Linked DNA regions of Mus musculus: region 1 is linked to region 2. Evidence: chromatin contacts called from ENCODE Hi-C or POLR2A ChIA-PET data. All regions are on one chromosome and are shown on one strand. Each heading gives the region's core, a stretch centred on a gene start or an enhancer-like site at or near the end of the contact. The rest is flanking DNA. Distances are from core to core; before and after follow the strand shown. Region 1 overlaps Tns1 (tensin 1). Region 2 overlaps Tns1 (tensin 1).

Region 1 (3,326 bases), core at 803-3,302, 38 kb after region 2:
AGTTTTACATCACCCTCTTCGGAATCTTGCTGTTCTGAATTCTGAACAGGACCCTCTTTGGGAGCAGGGAGGTGATTAAGCCCTGACCTTCATGGCTGCTCTCTCTCTCTCTCTCTGTCATCCGGCCCTGCCTAATTGTGGGAAGTACTTTCAAACCTTTATTAGGAAAAGGCTGCCTGGGTGGCAGTAGTAAGATGTCAGCCAAAGGCCTTCAGGGAGCAACTGGATCAGTGGAGAATGCAACCTAAGAGGCAGCCATGGGCCTGGGAAGTAAGGAAGGTAATTGGCAGGAACTCCAGCACACAGGGGACCTCTAAGGCCACCATGAACAACTGATCTTGTGTGACTAGAGGGCATGCAAGTCGCCTAGGAGAAGCTGGGTGGGCAGCCAGCCGGGTCACACACTTGAGCCCCGGAACTTTCTTTACTCCATCCAGCCCCCTGTCTGGAGCACAGCATGCGCTCAGTGAATGGGAATAAGTGAGAGGATGGTGGGGGCTGGCCCGGTGGATGGTTGCCTAATAAGTGGGTAAAGGGGACACTTGAAACATCTAAATGCTGCACAGCACTCAACAAGATAACTAGGCAAACGTTTATCTCTGAAGCTGCACAATCAGAAAGCCCAAGTATGTGAGGATACAGGACGCGTCACATTGATATACAGAGGCCCCCAGACATCTCCTGCCCTCCCCCATGTCTGCAGCAGCATAAGGGCCCCTCTGAAATGCCCATCCCCGTCCAGCTATCCTCTAAAGTCTGTGGAGGTTTCTCTCTCTGCCTCTGCCCAACAGGGACCTTTCTTGCTCATGCACGCTCCCATGTCTGGGTAGAACCTAGAACTCAGAGTACCTAGAAACCATACCAGAGGAGCCAGAGGACTTGGTGCGGGGAGAGGAGCCATCCCACCGTAAAGGCACTTTCTGAAAACAGTCTGCTGCTCCCTTCTTCACTTCCTCCCTATTGCCTCTCCAAACTGCCTAGGTCTTCCCTGCCTCCCCTCCATTCCCCAGTTCCCAGGGTTTCCCAGCCCCCCTCAAGCCAGCCGTGCCCTTTCCTCCCTCCCTTCCTCCCTCCCTCGTATCCCCAAGCTTAAATCGCACATCTGGTTCCAGTTGTGGTCAGTCCATTCAGGGCAGGCCTGGAGGTTTCTCATAAAACTGAATAATAACCAGTGTTGAAGCCCTGTGGAGGTGGGGGAAGGGAGAGCGAGAGGCTAAGTGTGAGCACAGGAGACAGGGCGACAGTGGCAGTAAGGAGACCAGACCCCAGAAGGGAGCTGGCAGCGCCTGACACCTAGCAGGACCCGCGGGTTGCTTATCAGCTGAAGAGGGGCCATAGAGAGATGTGGCAGGGAAGCTGGGAGCTGAGAGAGGGTACAAAGGGTGGGTCACAGAGAGCCAAGAGAGAAAGGGAGAAGAGCGGGTGGAGCAACAGAAAAGCCATTGAAAAAGACAGGGAGAAACGAATGGTCTATGTCAGAGCAGGTGCTAAAACAAGCATTTCCATTGGAAGAAGACAGGACAACAGGACAGAAGAGGGCACAAAAGGCCCCAGAAGCAAAGAAAGCACAGGGACAGAGATAGGACACAGATGGGTCAAGACCTAGTGTGTTGGATGCAATGTGCCAGCCTTACAGCAGCATATCCACACAGTGGGTCCCCAGAACCCTGCATATGTCTCTTCATTGCAGTTTAATCAGCAACTAGTGACTGTCTACATGGAGCCTCTCCCAACCCCACATACACAACGTGAATTTCTATGAATGTTCCAGGGAGCTCTGGGAGGTGGCAAGGATCCTGTCTGGTTGTAGACCTGAGCTCACAGCCCTTCTGTAGGATTAGCCAGCAGCTGAGCATAACCCTGTCACCTCAGAGCACAGCTGGGGACTCTGGAGGGTACCTGGCCTGTGACACACACACACCCTCAGGGGCAGACCAAATGCCCCTATAGGAAAGAACACCTCCAAAATCTTCCCGTGATGGGAAAGTCACCCATTCTAGCGCCTGCACCCCACTCTCTCCTCCATCTCTGACTCTGAGAGGACAAAGGTGGACATGCAGGTCCCAGGGGGAGGGCACACTTGGGTATACCTCTTCTTCTCCCAAGGGACAAGGGGCAAGGGACTACTCTGGGCTTTGACTTACAAAAAGCTCAGCTGGCTGCAAGCCAGACCCCAGGATCACCCTCTGCATCAGTCACTGTCTGTGCATTTGAGCTGTGCCCCTCCCTCTGCAGCTAAGAATAACTCTGGACTGTTCTCCAGGAGGCTGTCATCAGTGTCTCCCCTGAGAGACCTCTTTCCAGGGCTCCTTCAGAGGTAACCCCTGAAGCCACATCTATACCACTGTCCCCAAAAGCCCCTTTCTTCTTCCCTTCCAGATGCTGAATTTTCACTTATGGGTTCCTTAGAGCCAGTACCCAGCTGTATTTACATCTTATTTACATATATTTTTATCACTGACAGGAACCACAGAATTACACTTGGAGTGTGGGGGTGGGGTGCAGATGCTTTCTTAGTCTTTGGTGACAGACAGCACGGGCAGGAGATGCAGTGGGAAGCAGCCTGTCTACTGTTCTTCCCCCAGTATACACACAAGAGTCCTTCCCTTAAGCCTGCCTCAGTTTTCTGCCAGGAAAAGTAGTTGGACCCATCAGCTTCAGGACTGAAGTGAAGATTTGGTGCCTCCCAGTTACAGCCTCTCTGATGGCCACCAAGCCCCTCAAACGTTCTTGGGAGCACATTTCTAAGCAGATATTAGTCTTCGGCAGAAGGCACTTAAACCCCTGGTCTCCCAGGTGAAACTCAGCTTTAAAGCTGGGAGGTCCCCAGGGGCCTCCCTACCTCTAGGGCAGGATTCCTCATGGGCATCCCCTCCCCCTCCTTCCATCCCTTTCTAGCAGTCTCTTGCCTGAATCTGGGTCCTTCCAGGGAGCCTAAGAGCCCCTCCCTCACACACCAGACCACCCCCAGCCCTGTAGTCTAAGAAACCCAGATTGCATGGGTGGAGGTTCCCAGTGCCAGGAATCACAGCGACATTCTTGGAGAATGGGAGCCTAGTGGGTTCCTAGCCAGCAAAGGGGTGCTGATTAATAGATCAATGTCAACTTCCTGACTTGCCAAAGGGCTCTGTCCTCTGCCCTGGCTTGTTCAACATACTTATCAGTAATGAGGCTGAGGTGTAGGAGGGACACACAAGGGGGTGGGGCGAAAGAAGAGCAAAGACACCAAACTGACTTTATACGTATGTCAGAACTAGGAAGGGAACTTTTCTCTTGGGCTACTGTCCTCAACAGTGGCCCCACATTAATAACAAACATTAATAATA
Region 2 (3,485 bases), core at 585-3,084:
CACCCCAAAATCCCATGGCTGGACACAGGCTCCAAGGTCATCAATACCCTTCCTCCAGGCTCCAAACCCTCTCCCAGCCCCAAACACCCCAGCACCGGCCTCTTCAGTCTGCCTGGGTTGTCACTCACCACATCTACTACATTCTTGGGTACGGTCTCTGTGGTGATGGGCTGGGGACAAAAAGAAAATAGTGTGAGTTTCACAGAGATGCTGGCAGTCAGAGTGGCAACAAGTGCACAGTCACAAGCTTCAAGACATCACTTGGCTGGTCCCAAGTGGGGAGGCAGCATTTGCAAAAATGAAACACAATCTTATTAGCAGTAGAGCCACCCAGTTCTACCTGACCACACTAGGTGCCCATGCAAGCCTCAAACTCCCAATTAATGGGGACAACAGGACAAAACACTCTTGCTCCATCTTCCCAGGGCTTTCACCTCCACTGTCTATCTAGGGTAAGAACCCACAGAGGCAGGGAACACCATGGCCTGTTAGCCCCAGAAAACAAACAAGATATGACGAGAGAAGCCCAAAAGCATGGGCTCCTGGGATCACTGCCAAGTCCCATATCTCCAGTGACTTGCTGGCCTCATCCTTGGTACCTATGGCACACACACACACTCATGCATGCATGTACTCACACACACACACACACACACACACACACACGCATACACACACACACAAAACACTCCCATGCTCACTGCACACCATGCCTTCTCCTCCTTGGTAGGCTCCTCCTCTGATTATACCCCATGTAGTATCCCATTAGCCTTCCCATCCGTGCTTTTCTAAAGGAATAGTCTAACCTGGCCCTATACACTGTGTTTATCCAACCACAGTTAATTTGGTAATTTAAGATTTGTTTTTATTCTTTGAATTATGTGCATGTGCATATACATGGGTGTGGATTTGTTCACATGAGTGCAGGAACTCATTCAGGCCAGAAGCATCGGATCTCTGGAACTGCATTTACATATTGTTGGAAGCCATTCCACACAGTGCTGGGAACTGAACTCAGGTCTCCTGCGTGAGCAGCACGTGCTCTTACCTGCTAAGCCAGCTCTCCAGCCCTGATTTTGGATTCCTGGTCTACCTTCACCCAAAGAAATCACCGTGACAACTCAGTAGAAACTCCCTCATGCCAGGGACCAGGGGGACCAGAAGCGGGCCATCAATAAACATGCATGGATAGACCATCCCAGCCATTCTCCCTCCACCCAAGTCAACACCAGGGCTTCATCCTAAAAGTGCCCAGAAGAGTGAATAATGAGGAATGGGAGTTTCCTAGACCAGGCTCACCTCCCCATTGCTCCTAGAGTTCTATCTGCCACTCCAGGAGGGGACTGTGACTCCCTGAAAGGTATTGGCACTGGGTGTCCCACCAACCTAGAACTTCTGAATGATCCCATACTGCAGGGACCAGAAATGTGTATCTCCAACGGGGTCTCAGATGGCTCTAAGAGCAGACAACCCAGCCCACGCCTGACTGCTGTTAACTACAGGGTGACCAAAAGGAGGTTGCTTGTCCTTGCTGCCCACCAGCATGGCTGCCTAGTGAAATGCATGTTGAGCAAGTAGAATAAAGGCCCCCTATGAAGAGGGCCTGTCTCCCAGCACAGGCTAGTCCTTACGGCTAACCTCTTACCCTGAGGTTCCCCCATAACATGGAGGTCCACCTCACCCAGTCCTAGTCAAACCCCTGTCAGCCTTCTCTGAGCCATAAGATTTAGTATAAAACTACAGGCCTCAGCAGAGCGGGAGAAACTCGCCCTTCCTGCCAGGGATCATCTGAGTACTGTCCCCTCTGCCCCCACCCCTTCCCCTTGCCAGCTGGAGGCCAGCCATGGGCAAGACTCACCATCAGTCAGATGCCTTCAACACACTGTCCCACATGTCTCCCAAGGAGCTAAAAATTTCCAAACACCCAGACTGCCCTCCAGAGTTCATAACCCCCAGCCCGGCATGTATGCACCCCCTCTACCCTAGTTCTCCAGGACTAACCACTACCAGCCTTAGATTACCTGAAAACAGAAAAGTGCAGGGACTGGTCCCAGCTAAGCAGAGTCAGCTAAGGCTGCCCAAGCTCACATGGCACAGTGGGGAAGCTCCTATGGACCCACTAGGACCTGCTTTGGGTCACCCTGTAGTTAACTGCAGTCAGGCATGAGCTGGGCTGTCTGCTCTTAGATCCATCCGGGACCCTGTTGGAGATACTCATTTCTGGTCCCCCCAGCTGGGAATTCAGAAGTAGCAGCCTCAGACAACTGCCCTGATTACACCACAAGTGTAAGCCCCCATACAAGGACACACACACACACACACACACACACACACACACACACATATACACACGCATGTACGCACGTACATACACTAACTCTCTGGTTGACTTTTAGTCTTAGAAAGAAAAAGATGTTTAGTTTTTTATGTATGTGCATGCATGTATGCACCTGAGTGTACATACGTGTACTGTGTGTGTGCAAGTACCTGTGGACCAGAAGAGAGCATCAGATCACCTAGAACTGACGTGTCTGGTCACCTGACATGGGTGCTCGGAACTGAACCTAGGTCTTCTGCAAGAGCAGTAAGTGCTCTTAATTATTGAGCCATCTCTTCAATCCCTGAGTTTTCTTCTTAGAACACACTGCCCTCCAACACTCTATTTTATACTTAATAACATCCTTTAGAACGTCCTGCCTCTCACTGACATATGAGCAACGTCCACTCTGAGGATAGAACAGTGCCCAGCACACTGTGAGCCCTTGGGAAGTATATGTGGTGTGAACAAGTATCCTTGCTCTCTTCTCTGATACCTTATTATGCTCAGCATTGATTGGCACCCAGCAGCATCCTAGGTCCCCTGAACATAGAAAAGCCTTTACCTTCATCTTTGTTAAGTTTTAGGTAAGGACCTTTTGACACCATATGTACAAAGGCATACACACATGTATAGACATAGGCACATGCACACTACATCCTCACATGCTGCTCCAAGACAAGTTTTAGAGGGCCTTGAAACTTTACCGCCCCCCGCCCCCGCATCCTAATCCATAATAGGAACTGAAGTACAGATGGAAGACCTGCCAGCATCTTGAATAAATACAAGGTCTGCCCCAGGCCTGCAGAGCCCATTCCCACGGTCACTTCCCTGCCTCTCTCCTGGGGTCAGTTGGCATCTCAAAGTCAGCTATGAGGCTGATTGATATAAAGTCTAAACAAGGACAATGCTGGCCTCACCCAGGGTCCCTAAGCCCTGCCAGGCCAGGTCTGGACATTGAAGGTGGATCCCCATCACACCTGTCTTGCATTCTGCACAGTATCCCTGTCCCTGAGACCACTGCTCACATCTTTGCACCCTAGCTGCCTCACTGCCTCTCCCTACAGCAGCCATGATCCTGAGGCAGCTTTTCCCAAGGCTAAAGCAAGAACAACAGCTTTGACTTGCAGCAGACTAGGGACCAGGTGCTGCTGCTTCCATTACAGCC

Evidence for each region. Hi-C counts contacts between places; a loop is a spot of excess contacts on that map. ChIA-PET counts read pairs that join two places held with the same protein, here RNA polymerase II (POLR2A).
Region 1: a map of gastrocnemius shows a loop between it and region 2 (2.0-fold over the local background). The contact joins two enhancer-like sites. A Hi-C loop is called at or near these places in 7 of 37 maps with a recorded cell type or tissue (adrenal gland, gastrocnemius, heart and 1 more). POLR2A ChIA-PET finds 5 or more read pairs at or near these places in 1 of 5 experiments (Patski).

Annotation. Positions count from the first base shown.
Region 1 is chr1:74,040,749-74,044,074 of GRCm38, forward strand. The region is part of intron 3 of Tns1 (tensin 1); the gene reads right to left. Among named protein-coding and RNA genes, the nearest start is that of Gm39664, 11 kb to the left of the region's middle. Within about 2 kb of position 2,053, at least 2 of the 3 ENCODE cell types and tissues checked have a DNase peak (open chromatin) inside an H3K27ac peak, as active enhancers do; they include gastrocnemius and heart, where a contact is called at or near this core.
Region 2 is chr1:74,003,389-74,006,873 of GRCm38, forward strand. It overlaps Tns1 (tensin 1), which reads right to left. Exons shown (of 33, transcript NM_001289895.2): 5 at 129-170. Among named protein-coding and RNA genes, the nearest start is that of Gm39664, 26 kb to the right of the region's middle. Within about 2 kb of position 1,835, at least 2 of the 3 ENCODE cell types and tissues checked have a DNase peak (open chromatin) inside an H3K27ac peak, as active enhancers do; they include gastrocnemius and heart, where a contact is called at or near this core.